Regions from separate parts of the Homo sapiens genome. Here region 2 is linked to region 1. A link is a loop called in an ENCODE intact Hi-C map of the cell type or tissue named here. Cell type or tissue: CD4-positive, alpha-beta T cell. All regions are shown on one strand. Each heading gives the region's core, and the rest is flanking DNA. Links, peaks and the distances in the headings are about the cores only.

The links. Peaks named below come from ENCODE experiments on the same cell type or tissue, not always from the same donor. Only the 100,000 strongest peaks of a DNase experiment are listed, where the experiment ranks them.
Region 2: a loop joins it to region 1, with 2.2 times the contacts of the local background. A loop is called at or near these places in 2 of 110 quality-filtered maps.

The regions. Positions count from the first base shown.
Region 1 is chr4:79,974,880-79,987,364 of GRCh38, forward strand. It overlaps ANTXR2 (ANTXR cell adhesion molecule 2), which reads right to left. Exons shown (of 17, transcript NM_058172.6): 13 at 9,940-9,984; 14 at 8,999-9,091; 15 at 3,128-3,295; 16 at 2,742-2,822. Among named protein-coding and RNA genes, the nearest start is that of ANTXR2, 92 kb to the right of the region's middle. In CD4-positive, alpha-beta T cell, for the core only: no CTCF peak of the experiment used is centred there; no DNase peak of the experiment used is centred there.
Region 2 is chr4:80,030,200-80,042,684 of GRCh38, forward strand. It overlaps ANTXR2 (ANTXR cell adhesion molecule 2), which reads right to left. Exons shown (of 17, transcript NM_058172.6): 8 at 5,773-5,833; 9 at 3,273-3,371; 10 at 1,424-1,493. Among named protein-coding and RNA genes, the nearest start is that of ANTXR2, 37 kb to the right of the region's middle. In CD4-positive, alpha-beta T cell, for the core only: no CTCF peak of the experiment used is centred there; a DNase peak (open chromatin) is centred at 5,332; H3K27ac peaks cover 1,548 bases.

The DNA of each region.
Region 1 (12,485 bases), core at 2,935-10,934:
TGTGAAATATTATAGCATTATAATTTAAGAAGAATGTTAAATTTATTTGATATCTAACAGATTACCTGATATATGTTAGGCACTAGGTAAATATTTGTTGAATGAATGATTATAATGCATCATTTTAAAAACTAAACATACCAATTATCTAAACTCACATATTTCTTCTTTTCTATTCCCAGTGAATCTTTCTGGTTTTCACTTCTGAACCCCAGATTATCTAGCAAACCACGAATCACTGCCTCAGTGACTTTGCTCATGATGCCACATCTATGGAAATGTTCATTCTACATATCTCCTACCTATATTCAAAGACAGGGCACCTATATTTTTGAAGAAGCTTTCCCTAATCTCTCCTGAGGGAGAGCTAATCTTTACTTTCCTATGCACTCAAGAGTACCCAGAACACATTCCAGAATAGATCTTATTTTTGTACATGTCTTGTTTCCCAAAGTTCAGGTTTCTTAAGGGCGGAGGCTGCTGTTTGTTTCTACCCTTTGATATTACTTGATGCCATTGCTTTTACATATTCATAATCCAAAAATTATTGAATTGAATCAAAATTAATAGGAATAATGAAAGACTATAAACTAAATTACAATCATGACAGTTAAAAGAAAATATAAAGCATTAGCAAGAGAACTGAGACCACTGTCTGTTTTTATTGGCTAGTATATATTCAATGTTAGCTCAATACCCAGCACTTAATAAGGTGAAAATTATTGAACAAATAAACTAGTGTCTAACCTGGGGAATAAAAACTAAGATGATGCATGAAAACAATTTTAAAATACATGAAGTTAAAGTCTAGCATGTAGAAGAGGAAGAAGAGTTAGTACATGTTGTTCCAGAACAGAACTCCAGATCACAGATGAATTTAAAAAGATACAAATGTCATTATGAAGAACCACAGTGATTGGATCATGACAGAGACTGCTTTATAAACCAACTAGTTCTCTCTACTTATGGTCTTAGCAAACAGTAAATGATGATCTGTTGGGGAAAATTCCAGGAATAAATTTTCTCAAATTACACTTTTTTTTTTTTTTTTGAGACGTAGTCTCTCTCTGTCGCCCAGGCTGGAGTGCAGTGGCAAGATCTCGGCTCACTGCAAGCTCCGCCTCCCAGGTTCACGCCATTCTCCTGCCTCAGCCTCGCGAGTAGCTGGGACTACAGGCGCCCGCCACCACGCCCTGCTAATTTTTTTTATTTTTAGTAGAGACGGGGTTTCTCCATGTTAGCCAGGATGGTCTCGATCTCCTGACCTCGTGATCCGCCCGCCTCGGCTTCCCAAAGTGCTGGGATTACAGGCGTGAGCCACCGCGCCCGGCCCTCAAATCGCATTTAAAAAAAAAATCCCCTGAAGTTGAAGTTCATTAAGTTTATTCCCTTGTTAAAACAGAGGAATGATCATGTTGACACACAGTGAAAACAATTCTAATGAGGTAGGAGGCAGTACTGGATTCTGGAGGTGAGGCTTGGACACCAGACCTAATTGATGATTAACTAAAACAGGGATGGGGCAAAAACACTTTCCCATAAGACACACTGACCAGGGTGCCATGTCAGTTTGCCATTGCCATGGCAACACCCAGAAGTTACCACCACTTTCCATGACAATGACCCGATGACCCGGAAGTTGTCACACCTTTTCTAGAAATGTCTGCATGATCCACCCCTTAATTTTCATATAATTAAAAGTGGGTATCAATATGACTACAGAACTGCCTCTGAGCTGCTCCTCTGAGCACGATGCCTATAGGGTAGCCCTGCTCCACAGGGAGTAGTACCTCTGCTGCTGCTATGCACTGTCGCTTCAACAAAAGTTGCTAACACCTCTGGCTTACCCTTGAATTCTTTTCTGGATGAAGCCAGGAACCTTCCTGGGCTAAGCTCCAATTTGGGAGCCTTCCTGCCCTGCATCAGATTCCTTCTTAGATGAAGTTAAGAACTCTCCCAGGCTAACCTTCAATTTTAGGGCTCACCTGCCCTGCATCACTACTATTATGAACTGTACTGTCTCTGAACCAAACCTATCCATTGTTACATATGAAAAGGTTTTAATCAATTTTTCTTACATCAATACAATGGGAAATAGTACTACTATATTACTGAAATTACAAAACTAGAGTAATTGTAGCCATATTTCCAAAACAAAAATATAGCCTCAGACAGGCTTCCCTGGTGGGGAAAAAATATATACATATCCATATGTGTGTATGTGTGTGTGTTTATCACTATCACAGATTTTTATAATGCTTTATAACTTTAAAGACACTTTTACGTAATAGTCAAGAAATTCGATTACATCAACTGTTGAAGGCAGGGAACATATTTATATCTATAAAACAGATTCTGAGGCCTTTGCCCTAGGCCTTATTGCTACTAAATGCTACTAAATGCTAGAGAAGGACTTCAGCTACTAACTCCCAGTCTGTTGGAACATTTTGTCTTCAAAGTCAAGGGCTGATGCAATGATTGTGCTTATTAAAGTATGTGTACAAATGACCAGAATTGTAAAGAATTTCTTGAAAAGGGAATGGTGTAAAAATGTAGTTTGAAGATGCATTCTAACAATAGGTAATTTATAGACAATTCTATGTAATAGAAATCTACACTTGACAGTATTTCCTTCCTCAAGTGCAATAGGGCTTTAAAATCATTTTTTATTACTATTTCCCTGCCTCCATTATACTGACTCAAGCAGTTAGCTCTTTCTCAATACATTCCCATATACAAACCTCATCTCCTTCCTGAGGTCGCATCAAAGAAACCCGGTCATACTGCCGCCTCAACAAAGCCCAGAGAGCATCAAGACGACCCTAAGGGAAAATGAGATTTGTGAATTCCCAGAGAATGTACTCAATCTCTATGTACTGAATAAATGAAGACATAAAACGAAGAAAGTAAAATCTTCTTTACCCTCATTTCTTTCATAAGGTAAACTAATAAGTAATAAAAACCTAGAGGTTCTTATTGCCAAGAAAGTATTCAGCTGTTAAGAGTGTACAATGAATATCTGCAATTTCATCTACCCTCTTTCAAGTAGCTGGGGGGATGTGGTACAAAAAAAGTTACAATGTCTCCAGAAGTTTTGAGTTAAATTACACAAAATCTGGACACATACCTTAATTGGGGTGTACCATTTTGTCTGAGGAGGCTGGTGTGTGGGTTTGGGTCGAGGTGGTCTAGGCCTGATGGGTTCCTCTGTTTCTTCAGGAATCTTCACCACAGCATTTTTGGCTTTCTCTAGCCTTGCACCTTCCTCAGTAGATCCTTTATCACCCCAACGAACCTGTAAAACAAAGGGAGAGTACTGTTATCAGACATAAAGTGTCCTAGAGGAACAGGCTCTTATTGAGCCTATGGTCCTTTAGTTCACATCTCAGAGTGAAAAAGAAGATGAGCAGGTATCCTAATTCCTAATTTCTCCTCTTCAGAGGCTAAATAGGTTTCTCACCACTCCTGACTGTATTTAATATTAAGATCCAAAAAAAAAAAAAACCCTTTGTAAAAAAATCTGGAGCCAACTAAATTTGAAGCAACCATTTTTCCATAGTTTTAAATAAAGAGTCCATTTGTGGTTTACATATGAAATGCATGACAGTGTGTAATTTTGTTCTCTAATTTGGTTTGTTCCCCTGCTAGCTAAACACATACCCATATGTAGTGATGACACTGGAAGAAATATATGAAAATGACGATAGTTAGCATTTACTGAGTGATTACTATGTGTCAGTCTGCATTTAATCCATACAAAAATGCAGTGAGATAGAGACTCTATTTTCTTCTTTCCAGATGAGGCACAGGGAGGTTAAGTGATATGCCCAAAGCCAGCTAGTAAGTGACAGGGCAGGGATTCGAACATGGATTGAAATGGGTTAATAAGTTTCCAATTGGTTAGAATTTTACAAATGTATTTTATACAAAAGAGTTGCTTCTTCCAAACTTTTCATCACATCTGATTAAGGCAAAAAGTATGATCTGAACATTTAGTTTTTGAAAGTAAAATAATTATATATGAGTTTTCTTTACTTTTATAGTTCTAAGTAATATAGTGTTCAGCCTTTAGTTCCCAAGCTCATCTGAGTATGGTTGTGTGGCATATGATTTTTTTCATTGAGGAGGTCAAATCTGAAAAGACTGCTTTGAAAAGAAAAGTTCAGGAACCCTAGAGAATTCCACAAATTATAGCAAATTTCCTCCTCTGAAAATTCTTGACATTGAAAAACCATAAGATCAAATGATTGTTTTATTTTTCAATAGACAGAAATTAAGAGCAAATGATTGTTGTATTTTTCAATAGACAGAAATTAAGAGCTAAATTTGAGTCAAACTGGGCATGTAAAAATAGGATGCAGCCCCTGGAGAAGAGCTTGTCCAACCAGGAGTAGTGGAAAGCCCTACAAAAACCAAGGACATCACCAAAAATGGGCGAGGTCAGAGGAGTGAAGCTCTAAAAACCTATAATAAGAGCTACCGAGGGCACACTATGACACATCAGAGTTAAGTGATTTCTAAAAAGAAAAAAAAAAATCCTAAGACTTCCTAAAGCATTTTAATGATCTGAATTAGTGGGTAGGGATAGAGAAGATTACTATTCATGGAAAGAACTATTCAGTCTTTTTGATAAGGCTTACTTAGATGTTTTTACCTTTTTTTACTACAATTTTAGAATGGGCTTTCAATTTCAAGTGGGCCCTGTTGAGTCATTAAAATGTATCTATATCTTTCAGTGTGATCAATGATACTAGAATGTTTTTATGAGGTTGTTAAAATTGTTTTAAACACCACTAAACCTTTAGAGCTAGATAGTTGGCTTTCTTTCCAGAGAAATGACCTTCTCTTTCCAATCACAGTGTCATCACCTGGATAAACTAACACTTATAAAATCTTTAGATATAGCTAAATTGTATTAAAAACTCTAAAATCAGGACACATATCCTTGCAGTTGTAAAGGCTCAATTTTAAGGAAAAAAAAGATACACAATTAAGTAAAGACACAAATGTCTTAACTTAGAGAAGTCATTCAGGGTAGAAAGAGAAGTAGATACAATTTAGATCCATTCAGAAATGATAGGCTTTAGAATAGACAGCTCTCTCGCCTATGTTTCACAGTTGATATTGCAGAGGTAATGATAATCATATTCTTCTTTCAAGTTTCACTGGCACTATTCTCAGATTAAAAAAATATATATATGAAGCTAGTTAAACTAGAGTTCTGACCCAATGTGGCATTTCTAGGTACTACACTATCAAATGACTATACTTGAGAAATATAGTTGCTGAGATCTAAAGAAGATCCATTAAAGAAATTCATTAGTTTTAGTTCATGAGGGAGCTATTTAATCATCATCAACATCATCACCACCACAAACACCACCACAAACAATTCTCACTTACTCAAAGTCTGAAACTAGAAATTATTACAGTTTTCAAACTCTTAAAAACAATTAAATATACATATATATGTGTATGTGTATGTATGCATAAATTTTAATGTTTTAGTTTGACCACATTGAGACAGTTAAAAAGGACAAAAGAATAACAACAATAGACTGCTAAAGGAAGCCTTAGCAGAATTAATATATCAGGCTTTATTATGGAAAAAAATAAGTGTAAGCTTGATAGCTAAATTCTTCCAACTCCACTTGGCTTTCATTATAAGCAATAAAATTCCATAATTTCCAGAGCATATTTGGATGACTAGAAGGTTATATCATTGAGGAGCAATTTCAGAATCGAGAAAAGAAACAAAAACAGTTTCACACTGAATTGGCAGAAACACACATTTGAAGTCATTAGGTATTGTGGATCAGTTGTGCTAACAGCTGTTATTAACATCATCTCCGTTCCAGCTTTCTAAAAATTCCCATTACCATAGTGTTTAAATATTTAATTTAAAGAAGAAGGAAGAAAAAAATTCTAGGTAAAAATCCCTATGCTGGCTTAAAATAACCTTAGCTATAAAAATGTGTTCTGTAATTCACATGTGCTCATAATTTCTATAATTCCTTTTACTTTTCCTAGTTTAAGGGCTTTAAAAAAAAAAAAAAAAAAAAAGAGAAGTACCTTCCAGGTTTGAATAAGCATGCTTTTAAAACAAATTTTGTTTGCACAGTGGCACCTGCCTGTAGCCCCAGCTACATGAGAGAATCGAGAGAATCGCTTGAGCTCAGGGGTTCAAGACCAGCCAGGGCAACATAATGAGAACTCCCCATCATCCACTCCAGATTTCTTAAAAAATAAATAGATAAATGAAACATTTCCATCTCCACATTTAAATAAATTAATGTTTGAAAATGTTTAATGATGCTTAATTCTCAGTTCAATTTTTACTGTGTATTTTTATATACAGGTTGAGTATAGTTCAAAAATCTAAAATTCAAAATGCTCTAAAACCTGAAACCCATGAAGTGCCAACTTAACAGCATAAGAGGAAAACTCCAAACCTGACCTCATCTGATGGGTCACAGTTGACACTTTGTTTCATGCACAAAATTATTTTAAAACATTGTATATTTTAAAATTCATTTATGCTTGTATATTACGTTTGTGTATTTATGGTATATTTTAAATTCATTTATGTTTGACGCACACCTTATATACATATTCTTCTTATGTGTGTATAAGGTGTGTGTCAAACATATTCCTCTTATGTGTATAGGGTATATATCAAACAAAAATAAATTTGATGTTTAAACTTGGCTCCCCTCCCCAAGATATCATATTAAGTATGTGCAAATGTCCTGAAATCTGAAAAAAATCCAAAATCTAAAACACTTTTAGTTCCAATCATTTCAGATAAGGGATACTCAACGTGTATCGTGTTTCCCCTTTGTAACATCCACACTTGCTTTTCCATTTTTTTCTTCATTCTCATTCTCATTTCCATCTTGTTGATGGAATACTCCATGCAAGGTAGCCAAAATTATCCAAAACTAAAATGGACCCAGATTTATTACAAGTTGGCTGCGGTTTTTCGTCACAAATTTTGTTCAACTGAAAAGGATGTGTGGGCAACATAATTTCACATATTGAGAGTTAAAAACTCTTGAAACTTGAATTATAGGTTAGTTAGGGATGTGTGTATGCTCTTGGCTCTCATAAATATAAACCAATAATGTTCCTTTTAACTCAGGACCCATTCAGGGGCTCACTCACACATTTCCTTTCCTTTAAAAAGAGATCTCAATCTTTGGAACACTGGAATATTGAACTAACAAAAATCTGACATATTCCTAGTTTTTTAAAGCAAGAATATTATTTATTCAATTAAGGCTCACATACTAATATCCTTACTTTATTATCATGCCATATTTTACATGAGTGAATTTCAAAATGGCATTAAGTTTATTATTCTGAATATGAAGTAGTACATGCTCACTGTCAAATACATTTAAACAATAGGGAAATATATAGCATAGATTGAAAATTGTCCATCCAGAGAAACCTACTCACATTTTTGGTATATTCTATCAAGCCTTTTTTCCCCGTTATATAGATCTTTTTACACACACATTTTGGAATGAGATGAAATCAAATAAAAATAAGTTGTTACAGATCGTATTTGGATATTTGATTGTAACACTTTTATTTCGAAGTGTATGTTTTATACATATAGGAACATCCTATATACTTTCTTCCCACCTTTCCAAGTCTAGAATGACACAACAAAGGTAAGAAAGGAAAATAACCTTCCTTCTGTGTCAAACAACAAGAACTTGCCTAGCCATGCTCTCTTATATTGTTTGCTATTCTCAGTTTCTAGCACACAAAAATACATGCAATAACTTCTCCAAAGAACAGCTTAACTGCATCTAGCAACTGTTTATAATCATGGATAATTGGCAATGAGGTATCTGCCTCAGAGGATATTTCAACAATAAAGGGCAAGCTCTCAGGGAAAATGTCCATTGCTTCAAGATCTAATGTGGTCCAGAAAAGTAAGAATCACTGTCAGATGACCTATATAAACACTTTGCTAATGACAACCATGTTCAGTATGTCTGGGCTTTTTCTGAAGAAGAGTAAAATTTATTCTGAAAAGGGGAAACTCTCCTTGGGAATCTGAATTTTATTGTAATGTATAAAAGGAGAAAATTGCAATAATTGTGGGGTTGTTCATTAGGTTATCAATTTTTGCTGGCACAAAGCAGATATGACAATAGGAAACGTGCAACAATGGTAAAATGCATAAAACACATTCTAATCAGAAGGAAAATTATGACTAAAAAGGAAGGAATGCCAGAATTTAATAATAAAGTCAATGTGTTCATGAAAAAATCCCTTGAATTGCTCCTTGGGATGGGATGCAGGCCTGTTTATACTGTTGTTAAGAGCTCAGTGCTGGTAATAATTGCTTATTACTAAATAATATATCACTTTGAAAAAATAGTTCATGGTGATAATAAAATCTTATTTGACTTTTAAGATATAATATTAAAGTTCAATTTTAATCAACACTTTGGGCTAGTCTGAAAGTTCAATGCATTCTATAAATGATATATAATATCAATTACAATAGTTCATAAGTGGCAACTAACATAAAGTATTAAATGTGCTTCCTCTATATTTGTGATAAAGTCAGATCCACGCTATTGAATATTTTAACATTTTCTTCTCAAATAGTAGATAACTATTGGATCTTTACAAAGAAGAACATTGTTGCAACTTGAAGTGGCTGGCTTCTTCAAAGTTGACGTTCTATGCGGTAATTTTTTCCAAAATAAGAAAAACCCTAGCTTTGTTTTGTCCCTTAGAATTCAGAGGTCTTATCAATGCAATCCTTTGACTAATGAAACCAGTTCTTCTAGGCCAGTTTTGCAGCGGCTAGGATGATTCCATAGAAAAAAAAATGTATCCAGAAAAGACCCAGTGTTAAGCACAAATGGATGATATTATAATATTGAATTGTGAAAAGTAGTTTCTATGGCTTAATAGCCCTAGAAATACATACTCCAGATTAGCAGCTTCTATTTTTTTTTAAGATACCAACCTCCATTCTTTTAATTCCTCCAACCCCTCGACCACCATAATAGGAAGCATCCACAGTTGGCCACTTTTTAGTAGGCAAAGGTTCTTCTTCCTCCTGTGGAAATATGTTTTATAAATAGTTTTTAATTAATTTCTTAAAATACTGTTTAGTCGGAACTGGCTCATATTTAAATATTTTTCTGAATTATGTCATTACTATGGAAAAAACTATGTATAGAACATGTGGATATATTTACACTTACATGCATAAATTTCAAGTGGAGTTCTACAGGATATGAGAACTCCTTTCCCTCCTCAAATTTCAGGAATCTCTCTTACATCATCCCTAGGTAACTAGAAGTTGTTCTTTAACTATGGGAATCATTTGGTATTTCAAATCTATTCATCACTTCATACTTAGAAAGATAAAATATTAAATTAGGACAGCATTTTAACAGTCATTAAAGCATCAATGTGTGTGTAGGTTTGGACTCTATGAAATTTGAACTGAAAAGATAGGCAGTTGAGAAGCTTTGAAAATATACAACACCAGCACATTCCTTATTTCATGTTCCTAACATGATTCTGGTTAACAGAATCATATAAAAGCACCAAGAATTTTGAAGAAAGTAATAGGATCTTTCAACTGTCAGCTTGGATGTTTTTTGTCAATAACATAAGTGATATCAGAACTGTTGATATAGTACTATAAAAGTATATTAAATCTTTATGTACTATTGATTCCAATGGCCAGTTTATATCTAGTAATGTATGAAGTTCCCATTCCTCTAGCACATGAAATAAATCATAAGAGGATGAAAAATAACCACTGATTTGTATAAATTAAAAAGTCAGTACATAGGTATCATAGTTATCTAACAGACAAAATTGATTAAATTTGGGCATGGTATCTGCATTTGGAAAAAAAAAACAGCCATATCAGTTTTTTAGGCACTCACTTACCTCTTTTGGTGCAGGGGCGGGTGGTGGTGGAGGATCCTTAATAACCTGTCAAAAAAAATCAAATATAAAAATTTCTATGGCATAGAGAGGAGATAGTAAGGATGTGTAAAAATAATTTGATACATAAAATACTGTGGTAGCTCCAAAGAAGTCCCTCACTGAAGCTTGCCACCCAATATTTATGCCCCTCTCTTTGAATCTTGGATTGCCTGTAACTAGCTTTCGGCAAATAGAAAAAGGTTGAAGTGGGCCAGGTGCGGTCGCTCATGCCTGTAATCCCAGCACTTTGGGAAGCCGAGGGGGGCGGATCACGAGGTCAGCAGATCGAGACCATCCTGGCTAACACGGTGAAACCCCGTCTCTACTAAAAATACAAAAAAAATTAGCCGGGCGTGGTGGCGGGAGCCTGTAGTCCCAGCTACTTGCGAGGCTGAGGCAGGAGAATGGCGTGAACCCGGGAGGCAGAGCTTGCAGTGTGCCGAGATCGTGCCACCGGACTCCAGCCTGGGCGACAGAGAGAGACTCTGTCTCAAAAAAAAAAGAAAAAGAAAAAGAAAGAAAAAAAAGAAAAAGGTAGAAGTGGTACTATGTGACTTCTCAGGCTAGGTCAAAAGAACTTAATTTTCCCTGACATCCGTGGAACACTCACTGTTGAGGAACACTGCTGTCAGGTCAGAAATCCACCCCAAGACCATCAAGCTGTGAGGAAACCCAAACTAACCTAGGCTGGGTGGTGAGACAGAGACACCAGCTGATCCCCAGCTATTTCAGCCATTCGAGAGGAGATATGGGACATATAAGAGAAAAGTCCATCTTGGACACTCAGGCACACCAAGCTTCCAGATGACTCCGGCCAAACTGGCACCTGACTGTAACCACAATGAGACTCCAACTGAGAGTCTCCTAACTCAGCCCGTAAGGATACAAACTGTTGCTTGAAGCTGCTTGTAACAAATCAGCTTCTTAGCCAAGACCCCTTTCCTGTGATGCCTTACTCATGAAATCTTTCACAGTTAATTCTTTTTTTTTTTTTTTTTTTTGAGACGGAGTTTCACTCTTGTTTCCCAGGCTGGAGTGCAATGGCATGACCTCAGCTCACTGCAACCTCCACCTCCCGGGTTCAAGCGATTCTCCTATCTCAGCATCTGGAGTAGCTGGGATTACAGGCGCCCGCCACCACGCCTGGCTAATTTTTTTGTATTTTTGGTAAAGACGGGGTTTCACCATATTGGCCAGGCTGGTCTCAAATTCCTGATCTCGGGTGATCCACCCGCCTCGGCCCCCCAATACAGTTAATTCTTCACGTGAATAGAATGGGGCTTAATTTGAAATGACCTTTACTGGTATTGGGCTATCTGGATATTCACACCATCGTGATGGAAAATCTTTGACCAAGTGTCAATGGCTTCAGCTACTTCAGGTACAAATCAAAGTCTCTATACTAAGAGGGAAAACTGAAAATGTTCCAGCTTGATGTCATCTAATGTCAAATGTGTCAACTATGCTATTAAATTTTCAAAGGTTTAAAACAATAGCAACTTTGAAAATGTGGTTCCACTTTTACCTCATCAAAGAATTATTTTTAATGTGTAGTATATTACTATGATCATGGATATATATTTAAAGACTGTTTGTCTTTTAAAGGTATGTACAAATATTTCCAGGTGAAATGATATGATTTTGATATTTTCATCAAAATAATTTGGGCGTTGGGACTTGGATATGGGTACAGATAAAGAAAGATTGACAATAATGCTCCACCACTGCATACACACCAGTGGCTCCCCGCTGCCCTGTTGGTTTTCATTTGTCTGCACCTCACACCATCGCCCCACTAGTGTGCACTCTCTGGTGGCCCCCTACTTCAAGACATTCTCCTGTGGCACCCTGCCCCCACAACCAGAGCACTTTTGTCAACAGCCCCCATCAGAGTGTTTTGCCAGCAGTCTGGGAACACCCCAGTCCTTCCAGTGCAGAAAGTGTTTGACCTCGAGAGGTCAAAGAACAAAGCCATATGCCCAGTCCCAGTCCCCAAGGCATTAGCATGAAGCTCAGGAGTGCTAAGCTGAGGCTTGGCCTCCTGAAAGCATCCAGAAATGAAGTCAATCAACTAAACACAATTTATACTGCCTTCAAACCCTCAAGAACATCAAAGAATATAAAAGCAAATAGCTTCATCCAAAGGACAGCAATGTCAAAAAGTAAAGGAAAATCAGTGAACACAGATGAGAAAGAACCAGCACAAGAATTCTGGCAACTCTAAAAGCCAGAGTGTCTTCTTACCTCCACAAACTATCTCAATAACTCCCCCAGAAATGAAATGTCTGAAATGACAGACACAGAATCAGAATCTGGATGGCGGAGAAGCCCAGTGAGATACAGGAGAAGGTTGAAACCCAATCCAAGGAAACTAATAAAACGATAGAAGAGCTGGAAAATGACATTGCCATTTTAAGAAAAAAAAAAAAAAAATTGAACTTCCGGAAATTAAAAATTTGCTATAAGACTTTTATAATGCAATCGGAAGCATTAATTACAAAATAGAT
Region 2 (12,485 bases), core at 2,198-10,197, 55 kb after region 1:
AAGAGAGAGAAAGAAATCAATAATGACTCAAAAGATTTTTACCTGAACAACAAAAATGATGGAGCTGCCAATAACTAAAATGGAAAATACAGTTTGGGAGATAGATTGGGGGAATATTCAGGAGGACCAACCTGGAATTACAGATTCACTAAAACAAGACTAAACTTTAAGTCAATAGATGTATCATGGCTAATACAGACACGATTATTCAGAAAGCCTTGAGTCCTACGGTGTGCTTGGGGTTAAGATGGCTCCACAAGAAACTGACTTGCCTCAAATTCCAATGCCAATTTAATTTAGCCACAGGCATGTTGTCAATAACATAGATTATTACATGATACAGAAAACGAATAATACTCTTAGTTTTGTAAGCCATCTTGTGCAGCTTCTTTGAATCTATTTAAAACAGAAAGCTGATACTGCTCCAATTTACTTGCATGACCAAAAGTGATGTGCGATAGATATCTTGAATATTTAAGTATCCACAAAAGATAAATGTTCAAGTCAGCTTAAAAATGCTAGAATGATTTTCTTAGTTTCATAGAGGAAAATATCATTTTCAGTCTCTAAATACTAATCCAGATTTTGGATTGTGGCCTTGTATATGTAATTTTTCCCTGCTTTCAGTATCAGATCTATATAAAGAGATCCTAGAAAACTGTATCCTATTAACTATCTTAAACATGCTCTACTGTTGGGCTAGAGAATATCTGAACTATTTGTAATCATTTGCTTCATCATAGAACTGAAAAAAATCACAAATGGGAACACTAAATTATCAGTAGAATTACTTGTGTATAAACAATTCAAATAAGACTCCTTCATCCAAACTAAATTTATTTTTCTTTTTAGCAGATATCGTGGTTTTTTGGCCACACAAAAGAAGATGAAAAGATAGACCTTAACAGAAATGGAACACAAAGCACAAGTTAATACAAATGTACAAGTATTTCCTAGTGCAAGGTGTGCCTTTTTTTAGCCATGTTCTTGAGGCACTTTAATCGCAATATTTATTAAATACTATAGTAATTATTGAAAATCTCACTTTTGAACTGGGTGTGTGCATGCACACACATGTGTGTGCGTGTGCATGTGTGTGTGTTTAAAATAATGTTTATGGCTCTGATTATTTATAGATTCTAATAATAGTTCTCAAACCCATCCAGATAAATATTCATAGAGCCTTTTAATCAGTATTGAAGAAACTAGCTAAAACACTTTTTAGCATTTTCAACCTACTAAGAGTATAGCTGAAGTACTAACTTGCTTGCCTAGTACTAAGTTAAGTGGCTTGCCCAAGGCTTACTTTTTAATGCTCTGTATATCAAAAAAAGATAGAATAAAATGACCAATGTATATGTCACCATTTTCTAATAATTTTTTACTAAAAATGTTATAAAATTGTTTTAAATTAAGTACTTACTCTCCAGCTTTATTCAGGATAGGTGCAGGACAAAGCATAGAATTAAGCTGTACACTTACTGGTTTTACACCTAGAAAATAAAATGCCACTGAATTAGTAAAGGGTTTTATGCATCTCACACAGTTTCATTAATAATATGAACAGCATGCTTCAATCAGAGTTCAAATGTGGAATACTAGATATATTAACATAAAAAAACTAAAGAAAGAGAAGTGAAAGGGAATGAAAAATGGAAAGAGATTATATGCTCCATTGACATATAGTGTTGGTAAATCATAAGTTAGGATTATTTTGACTTAGACTAAGTTCACATACCATTCTAGATACTATAAAATATATTTTCTCTTAAATTTTTTAAATATCTCAGATTTTTAAAAACAAATGCTCCGTATTATTTTAAAAGCACACTTTAGAAAAGATGAAGGAAGGTGAAAGTTAGATGTCCAAAGGAAAATGAACTTATTTCACAAGTTTAATAAAACATTTGTCTACAATAAATAAATGCATTTTATGAAGTCACATACTTAAATCGCCCTTGTAACTTTAATAAAATATGAAAAAAATGATTTAGACTAAAATATGCAGAAAAGTTACTTAGTCAAACTGATCATTCTAGAATCTAAAAGAGGAAAATACCAATTTCACTTATTTGAGGATTTACTTTAATAAACCTAATCTTATGTAGCTAAACATGAAATACGTTTATTTTATAATGAACTCAAATATGTAATCAAAAGGAGCTAGGTGAAGCTAATGCTTAGATACAAATGACTACTGAATAAAAATAAAATTATCTTGTCCTACTCAATTGTGGAACCTACTATGAAGAGAGTTTGTAAATTTTTGCCTTACTAAAATTGTGATCTTAATAGAAAAGAGAGGAATTAATTATGACATTTAGCATGCTAAGATCCTTACCATTTTAATTCAATAAACACATATTGAATAGGTACTGTGTGTATGGCCAAAGCTGTGTTAATTGGAGTGTTTATACTCAGATAAACAGCAAAATGGCAGATGAATCTAAAAAAATAACTCTACCAGAGTTTACAAAGTTATAAAATCTGCTTTACAATATAAATTTTGAAGGGCAAATAATAATTAATAAGGAAAAACATTTATATAGATACTCAAGATGCTCAGAAAACTAAGGTCTATTTAAGAGGGAGGGTTTTTTCAGAATGAAAACAAAAACGTACTCTTGGCTTTTTTAAAAGTCAAAGGTAGGGAAAATTAAAACTCAATTCAATAAATACGAAAATTATCAACCAAAACTATGCTGGGTGAGAATTTGAGATGCAAAAATCTATAAGGCAAAAAAAGACTATCTTCAATAAATTAACAAATTATTGGGAAATTAGATAAAGAAAACAAGTGACAAAAAAAAAGAAAGAAAAAAAGGAACAAGTAGGAGAGAAGCTGAAGATAATTAGATTTTAAGGCAGGTGTGACAAGAAAGAAGCCTGAGGAAAGAAGCAATTAAATCATGTGTTTGATGTAGTAGGTACAGAGTACAGTCAGGAAAAGTGGGTTCAAATATCAGCTCTGTCCATTATTAGCTGTGTAACCACATGCAAGTAATTTCATTCTTTTAGCCACAAACCATCATCTGTTCAATGAGGGAAGTTAGGACAGGGTCCAGCATTTATTAAGTTATAAACAAATGTTGCCATTATTAAATAACTATTAAATAATTATCACTACTATTTGTATTATCATTCAGACTTCATTTCTTTCTTCTTAGATTAAAAAATATGTCAGTTAGTTTTCGTTGGAGAAAAAAAGAAAACATTTGATGCTGATGTGCTTTGCAGAGATTAAGACAACACTGAGATTACTGGGGACCTACTCGTTGTATATGTTTCATTTACAGTGTAAGTGCAGAGAACACTGCCATTCCGACTGCCCAGCATGAATCCTCTTCCACTTAAGACAATCTGAAATTCCTCTAGAAGTAAAAGGAAAAATAAACATTTAATCACTGCTTTACCAAAAAAATAAAAAACACAAGCTGAAATGAAAGTATTAAGGTGCAAAGAATAATTTTTTTCATACTATTCAGTTAACTAATAGCAATGAAGACATAGCTCTATATTTCCAACTGTGCTGGCTTTCCCAGACCCTCTAGGTAAATGTAGTGAAGATACCATTCACTGCCACATGGGGATGCATTATTTTATTTTCTAAACAAAGTGATTCCCAGTAGTGACCAAGGTATAGAACAGAAGCATTAACAGTCATTCCCAGACAGATACTATACAAACCTCCTCAACTTCTATCCTTAGGAAAATACCAGGGGGAAAAAACTTTGTTTTTCCCTACTCTCAGGTATTAAAGTTTGGGAATGTAAATAAAACTAATTATGTACGTTTTTTAGTTCTTCGAAAAGTCGTATGTAGTACTTTCTTTAATCTATGCCTGTTCCATACAGAATTCTTCTTTAACCACTTCTTCACCTTACTAATCCTGATTCATTTTCTATTTCAAACCTATAAATAATCAAAAGATCACGTATTTTGAATTACTAATAATCGATGGCCAGTCACAAAAGTTGATTTAACTTATTGTACCATTATTTATAGTAGAAGCAAGCACTAAAACTTGTTAGAGAGTGAGAGAATAGGCTGGAATGAAAGTTAACTGATCAAATATCTTGACAGACAATGCATGTTTACTGCTAAGCTGCAAGATAGTATACTAACTATTTTAATAGTGATTAACGCTTATTTAAAAGGTAAATTGAAGCACAAATAAAATTTTAAATAGTTTATTTGAGCAGAAGATTCTTGAATTAGACAGATCCAAATCAGAAGAGGTTTGGCAGCTTTACCAAGGGAATACAAGGGGGAGGCTTTTATAGAACCAACGTGGAAGTAAACCAAAGAAAGTATTTGACGGGTTATAGTTACACAGTTGCCTTGTTTGGTCTATCCTGTGGAAAGTCCCTAGTTATATAAGTTTGTTGGTTGTTTTTGATTGGTTGCACTTAAATTCTATTTTTCTTAATGTAGGCATTGACAATAAATAGTTCAAATTAAATTCCAATTATATTTGTAAATCAAATAAGGTTAAGGCTACTTACGAGGCCTAAGTGTTTTTGCCTGCTTAAGGCTTCTTCAGGCCTGTTCTCTATTTTAATTTAACATTACCAGTCCTCTAAAACTTCTCATATCTAACATAATACAAGTATAATATAGTCATTAACTATGCAAGAAACTACTGCCAACCCACTTTTCATTTACTATGTTATGAAAGGAATTTCACTTGCAAGTTAAAATAAAGTGCAGGTAAAATGTGATTCGGTAAGAGTATGGGCATTCAAGTCAGACAGGAAAGGGTCAAACAGGGTAATTACTAGTAGCAAGTACTGAACCTGTCTCTGCCTCAGCTTCCCCATCTGTAAACCAGGGATGTATAAAACTTTCAATAGTGTTGTTATAAGGATTAGGTAAAATTATAAATGCAAACAACCCAGTATACCCTCAGCACAAAATTGGAGTTTAATAAACAACAGCTACTATTTTAATATTATTTTTCCATTTATTTTTCTTTGTTATCTCTAGAAATGTATTAACCTTCACTGTTAGGGAAGATAATCCTTCCCTGGGAAGTTCAGATGCACTACTTTCCTTAAACATCTCCATATTCATTCATTAGGGAATCTAGAAGATGCAGAATGTGAGACCATGCACAACTGGCTGAGAGGCTCTATGGTACATTACACAACATATTTTCTCCCCCACCAGACCCAATATTTTTCCTTTTTAAAGTAAAGTCAGGTTAAAATGAACTGTAGGTCAGGCTTGAAAAAGAAACAAAATAGGCCAGAGAGAATCACACTCTGTCTGGGCAAGGATGGCTGGGAGGTGTGAAAACCTGAGTATGTGCTTAGCACCAGCTGATAAAGCCACCTGCTTCCTTCCTGCAATCCGTCCATAAGTCACTTCCTTATGTGCCCTGAGCTGGCAGATTCTGTACTTTGTCCAGGTCATCAAAGCATGGAGCTCAAAGTCTACATATACCTGACTGTTTGTATAATCAGACAAAAGAAACAATTTCATATTTTATTTTATTTGCCATAGGAAAGGTCTCAAGCGTGAACTAAATATACAGAAGATTCTAAAAGCCTGTCACACAATATGCTCATTATTTAAAATAACATTCCAATCTTAAAAATTTGAATTTAAAATAGAAATATTTCAAGGAATTATTTAAAAATTCTTACACAAAAAAGATGCCAAAAAAGTTAATTTTGCTATTCTTTTTCCAACATGAGTTTCATATCATATATTTTAGCTAGGAAAAAAATACAATTTCTTACATGGTATTTTTAAATTCTAAACACTTACCCCCCACACAGACACTTGAGGGCTGCAATTCTAGGATTTCAGTACATGACTGAGCTAGTATCTAAAAAAGAAAAAAAAAAAAGATTACCAAGCTATAGATCTAAAATTACAATGTGAAGTAAATTATAAGATTAGTAATAACCTTGAGGTCTTCTCCATACTTCAATAGATCTCAGAGAAAATCTATTAACTATAGCGTGTACAGCTACCAAGTTCTTAGGAAACTTCTGCACTGTATTTCAGGGTATATTTTAAGATTATGTACTGTAGGATCCTTATTTGATTAAAGTAAATTCAGATAAGCACAGGAAAAGTGAGCATTGTCTCAAAGTCTGATAACCTTGGGTATGAATAGATAACTAAAATTTCCTGCTGCCATAAAATCTATGTTGACTTTCCCAATCAAGCAAAAACAAGATAACAAATCAGACCCCCTGTTTAGTAATGCTGTTATGTTTTCTGTTCAGAAGACCAATATAATATCAATAAAAAAGCACTGCTGACTGGGTGCGGTGGTTCAAAATAATATCAATAAAAAAGCACTTCTGACTGTGCACAGTGGCTCATGCCTATAATCGCAGCCGTTTGGGAGGCCGAGGCAGAGGGATCACTTGGGGTCAGGAGTTCAAGACCAGCCTGGCCAACATAGTGAATCCTGTCTCTACTAAAAATACAAAAAATGAGCCAGGTATGGTGGCTCGCGCCTGTAATCCCAGCTACTCGGGAGGCTGAGGCAGGAGAATCGCTTTAACACAGCAATGAGCCAAGGTCATGCCACTTCACTCCAGCCTGGACGACAGAGCAAGCCTCCGTCTCAAACAAATAAATAAATTAAAATTAAAATTAAAAAGCACTTCTCTTTATTGGACAGTGGCATTTCTATCCCATTTCTCAGGCTTAATTCCTGTGGGTGCTAGTCCCTCTTACTTGCATAAAAAATTACAATTGCAGAACATAGACTCCTTATATGAGCCAATATTCTTTTTAAAAACACAGACTCCATACTCAAGCATTCCCAGAACACAGGAACAGAACTGCTCTTCTTAGCTTGTTCTGAGAAACAGAAACCACCACACAAGGGACAAGGCTACAACTGAAAAACAATGATGAAATACGCTGCTCCTCATGGACAACAATCCTGTCTTTATTTTTAGAACTGCTCTGCACTATATTATCAGTCAGACAAATTCCAGATGATCTCCAGAATTCCTTTCTTGACATTCCTTTCTTGGCAGAAGTTGAAGACAGATTATTTACAGCAGTTTCTAGCATCTCCTTTTCATAACTAGAATAGGAAGTAAGGACTGTAGCAGGAAATAGACATGCTTTCTGTGCTTTCTTTAATAACAGCAAAACTATAAGTTCTCAGCCCCTAAAATCAACTGTGTCAAATCATGGAACTTTGTTGCTGAATATACATCTCTGAAAAGAGGGAAAATTTGTACTTTTTAAGATAACTTTCCAATAAACTCAACTTTTCACATAGTGATTGAGGATTTTGTGATTAGAAAACAAACCTCGTAAAATTTTATATCTGAGAAACTGCAGATGAGGCCCATTTAAATCCAGAAATGACCAAAGAGATTCCATAGGCACTCAAAGACCTTTCTGCACCCAAATACCTCCTCTTGGTCTGCTACTTTATCTACAATAACCAACATTCACTTTTATGGATTCAAGAATTAAGAACTCTTGTTAAAGGTTAATGTGCCCTCTTGGAAGGGTAGTATTTCAAATCACTAACATCTTTAAAAATTTGGACATAATTCAGATAACAAGACTCTGAAGGAAATAGAATAGAAAAGATTTGCAAAGGAATATGAAGCTGAAAAGGTTCCAACTAACAAAAATGGACATTATAGCTATAGCTTTGGCCAATCTGAGATAACAGTGACAACAGTGAACCATCAAAATGGAAGGTTAAAGGAAAACACAAAACCCCCAAATCTATTTTGTCTGTCATCAGTCCTGAAGGAATTTATCTTAAAACAGATCTTATTAAGGAGACTAATTGCATCTTTCAGTTTATAATCTCTTTAGTTATTTAGCCACAGCTTTATCAGTATTACTGAAAAAATATTTCAAGTACTCAGGAAAATTATGAGGCACTTAAAGATTACATCTATTGGCAATAGAAACCATTTCTCTGCAATTCCTCAGAATAAAGTAAATCAAAAAATTACAAAAGGATTTTCTAAAGATCATGTCAAAAAACATGCATCCGGAATGACTTCAGTGAATTTGTAACTTTATATTTGTTTTCTCTCTTCTATCAGCACTGACCATAAGTCAATCAGATTTCATAATATTTAAGATAATTGTGCATATGTTGACTTGGTCTTTTAATTTGATCCAATCCATCAAAACATTTCTAAATAAATGAGAATTCCAATAGCAATATCAAATAAGCAATTCTCCTAAGGAGATCTCTTTAAGGCTGAAGAACAAACACCCTCCAGGACTGCTGGTGATCTACATCTTTGGAGCCAGGCCCTGTATATCCCCTATAAGGTATTTTAATTTTAAAGAAGAGGTTCAGGATGATTCAACAATTTATGTTCTATTAAAGTCTGAGTTTAAAGAAATCAAGTTAAATTAAGCAGAGATTAAGGATAGCTAATGTTAGATATATCCTGCAGTAAACAGTATAGCTTACATTTGCTAATAACAATACATTTACATTAATTCAATATTCATAATTATTTTAATAAAATAAGTTTTTCTAAAAATAATATAATTGAATGGAAAAGTGACTCAGGTAACACATTCATTGAAAAGCAAATAGTGAGAGCACAAGTCATAACATTGGTATCACAATCTAATGTTATCTAATTGAATTTCCATGGCATATGCTCCTCTCTAAAGTTTGTTTTATTTATAAAAAAAAACTGTTTGGACCTTAAATTATATTATTAGTGCATAACTCAACTCTTCTACTAGAAAACAAACTTTTTGAGGAAAGAAATGAGATTGAATTATACTATACAGCACATTCAGGGCCTTACACATTGTTTTGTGCCTTCGGTACAACCAATAAATGCTTAAGGAATAAACATTGAACACATAAATTAATGAGGATATTAAAAAGTCTTATTAACAAACCAACAATCATATTAGGACACAGATGAGTCAGGATAAAGTTAATTTATGTGATGAGGCATCTATTTCTTCCATAAATTATGAATGTTGGAAATCCAGAAATCTATAATTTGAAACAAACTTCACCAAAACCATTTCCAAATGAAAAATAGAGAGGAGGGAGAAGAGTAAGAAGAGAATTTATGCATTTTTAGAAAATAAAATTTGTTCTAAATTTGTTCTTTTCCATCTAGAGTTTACCATGTTCCAATATTAAGAAAGCAACAACTAGAAATCAAAATAATTTGATGTCTGAATGCAAATAGTTTGCACCATAAGTTTTTTTGAACAGTTTTACAAAAACAAGTTAATAGTCTATTCTCACCAAGTAATTATACAAATTGAAATGTTCAAGATATCAAAATGGGTGAACAGACACTTCTCAAAAGAAGACATACAAGTGGCCAACAAACATACAAAAAAATGCACAACGTTGCTAATCACTAGAGAAATGCAAATTAAAACCAAAATGAGATACCATCTCACATCAATCAGAATGGCTATTATTAAAAAGTCGAAAACCAACAAATGCTGGTGAGGTTGTGGAAAAAAGGGAATGTTTATACACTGCTAGTGGTAATATGAGTTTAGCCACTGTGGAAAGCAGTTTGGAGATTTCTCAAAGAACTTAAAACTGTTATTTGACCCAGCAATCCCATTACAGGATACATATCCAAAAGAAAATAAATTCTTCCACCAAAAAGCAATCATGTGTTCATCGCAGCACTGTTCACAGCAAAGCCATGGAATCAACCTAGGTGCTCCTCAACAGTGGACTGGATGAAGAAAATGTGGCACATAGAAACCATGGAATAAAACACAGCCATAAAAATGAATGAAATATTGTTCTTTGAGGCAACATGAACGCAGCTGGAGACCATTATCCTAAGTGAATTAATGCAAGAAAATAAAACCAAAGACTGCACGTTCTCACTTATAAGTGGGAGCTAAATATTGGGTACTCATGGACGTAAAGATGGGAACAGTAGACACTGAAGACTACTAGATAGGGGAGGAAGGAAGAGAGATGAGGGTTGAAAAACCAGCTATTGGGTACTATGTTCAGTACCTGGGTGATGGGATCAACTGGACCCAAAACCTCAGTATCATGCAATACACCTAGGTGACAAACCTGCACAACCTGCACATGTACCTCCTGAATCTAAAATAAAAATTGAAAGGAAAGAAAAAATAGAATAAACCAAAATGAGTCTATTATATTAAAACTGTCATCTCTAAACAACTGACAAGGAGGAGAAACATTCTAAACACTCCAGTTAATTTTTGCCAAATTAAATAATATTACTGACTGAACATTGGATCAGGTGTCCCATCCACAATAAATGGCAAATTATCTTTAATACTTTGCAACTCCATCATTGGTACAAGAGAGAAAATTGTAAGGACTTTCCCTCTAATATATGCTGTCATCATTATGTTTCAATAGTAAAAGAAAATAGTTTCTACTAAATATAGCCTTAGCTGATATTAGAGAGAGCTAACAGCACCATAGACCAATAGATCAAATTTAAAGATAAATCAAGTGCTTAATAAATCTAGGGTATGTTAAGTCATGCACACACTAAATGCAAAATTTCATCATTTGATATTTTGGGGGATATATACGCATGCATAGACACACACACACACACATACACACACACACACACACATATTGGCAAAGAACCTGATATCACCATGAAAAAGTATACTATCGAAGCATCTGTTCACCCAAAAAGTAATATTAGTATTAAGGAGTATTTACAAATAAAAAAATTATATACCTTATTACCTAATCCCTAGTTTTAAGTCCTCAAACATTAATATAGATAACAAAAAGTCAAATTTTCTAAATTAAGTACAAGTATCAGTAGTCCAAAATTCAAAAGAATTTCTAACATGATAATAGTTAACCATTCATTGGGCACTTATGTTCCAGCAACTATGCTAAGTGCTTTTTATGAATTTTTTTCAGCTAATCCTCATAAGTCTAATAAACAAATATTTTTATCCATGTTTTATTGATGAGGAAACTGGGGCTTAGAAAGATTTTTTTAACTGCCCTAGAAGAATTAGCTCTTAACTAGGTTGTCCCCAGGTTTTATTGAGTCCAAACCCCATTCTTCTAGCCAGCACCTTCCACCACCCTCCAGGTTTGTGATGGATAATCTAACCATTACAAAATCTAACTCTTAACAAACTAGTGAAATGTATCTGCCTGTTTTGTCTGGACTCCTGTAATGCTACCAAAAACAATCTAAAATCTGGCTTATTCCTTATCCTCGAAAGTATATCACTAAGCTTTTGCTTTTATTTGTTAGGATCTTCTTTCCTTTTTTCTCAAAATTTTTTTTTAATTTTAATTTTAAGTTCTGGGGTACATGTGCAGGATGTTCAGATTTGTTACATACGTCAACATGTGCCATGGTGGTTTGCTGCACCCATCAACCTGTCACCTAGGTATTAAGCCCGGCACACATTAGCTATTTTTCCTAATGTTCTCTCTCTCCCCACCCCACCCTCAACAGGCCCCAGTGTGTCTTGTTCCCCACCCTGTGTCCATGTGACCTCACAATTCAGCTCCCGCTTGTAAGTGAGGACATGCAGTGTTTGGTTTTATGTTCCTGCATTAGTTCGCTGAGGATAATGGCTTCCAGCTCCATCCATGTCCTTGCAAAGGACATGATCTCATTCCTTTTTATGGCTGCAGAGTATTCCATGGTGTATATGTACTACATTCTGTTAATCAAGTCTATCATTGATGGGCAACTGGGTTGATTCCATGCCTTTGCTATTGTGAATAGTGCTGCAATAAACATACGCATGCATGTATCTTTGTAATAGAATGTATGTTTGTTTTAAAATTCCTAATGCCATTGACTTTGGATTTAAAATGTTTAATCATTCTATGAATTAGTAACTTATAAGATAGCCAAATACTTAGGGCCCTCTCTCTTATTATTATGTTTCTTTCTTGTCTTACTGTATTAATGCTTTCTATCTCAAATTTGTTTTGCACAGATAAAAATACATAGTTTTTACTTCTCAGCATCATTCAGAACCTAAAAGACAAAAGAGGCCATACTAGAACAACAAGCTACCACAAGCCCTAACTCTGGTTTTCGAAGACAACAGGCACTTAGAAAACTGCAAAACTCCGTTTATAAAAATTAAATTTGTTATATGATCTTAGAACACATTTTCTTTACTAACTATGTGAATGACATCTAGGTTTCATAGTTCTAAAATTTTAGAATTTACCTGAGTTGGGAGCAGAAATGTGAGGCAGAAGTTTGGGGGTGTTTTTCTTTCTTTCTCTATACTTTTTCTGGACATGGAGAAGACATTGGGTACATTTTTCATATGGAATGTTAGCCTTTGGTCCTCTCCCCCTCACTGTCTCACCTAGGTTGCTAGACACACACAGTTACTTCTTTTCTAAATATGCTCTCTATATAGGTTTCCTTTATCTCCCAAAATACTCCATTTTATTGTACCTATTCTTATCTCATGAACTCATTCATACTTTATATTGAATGTGAATATGTGAATTGATAATATTGTAAACTCAAAGT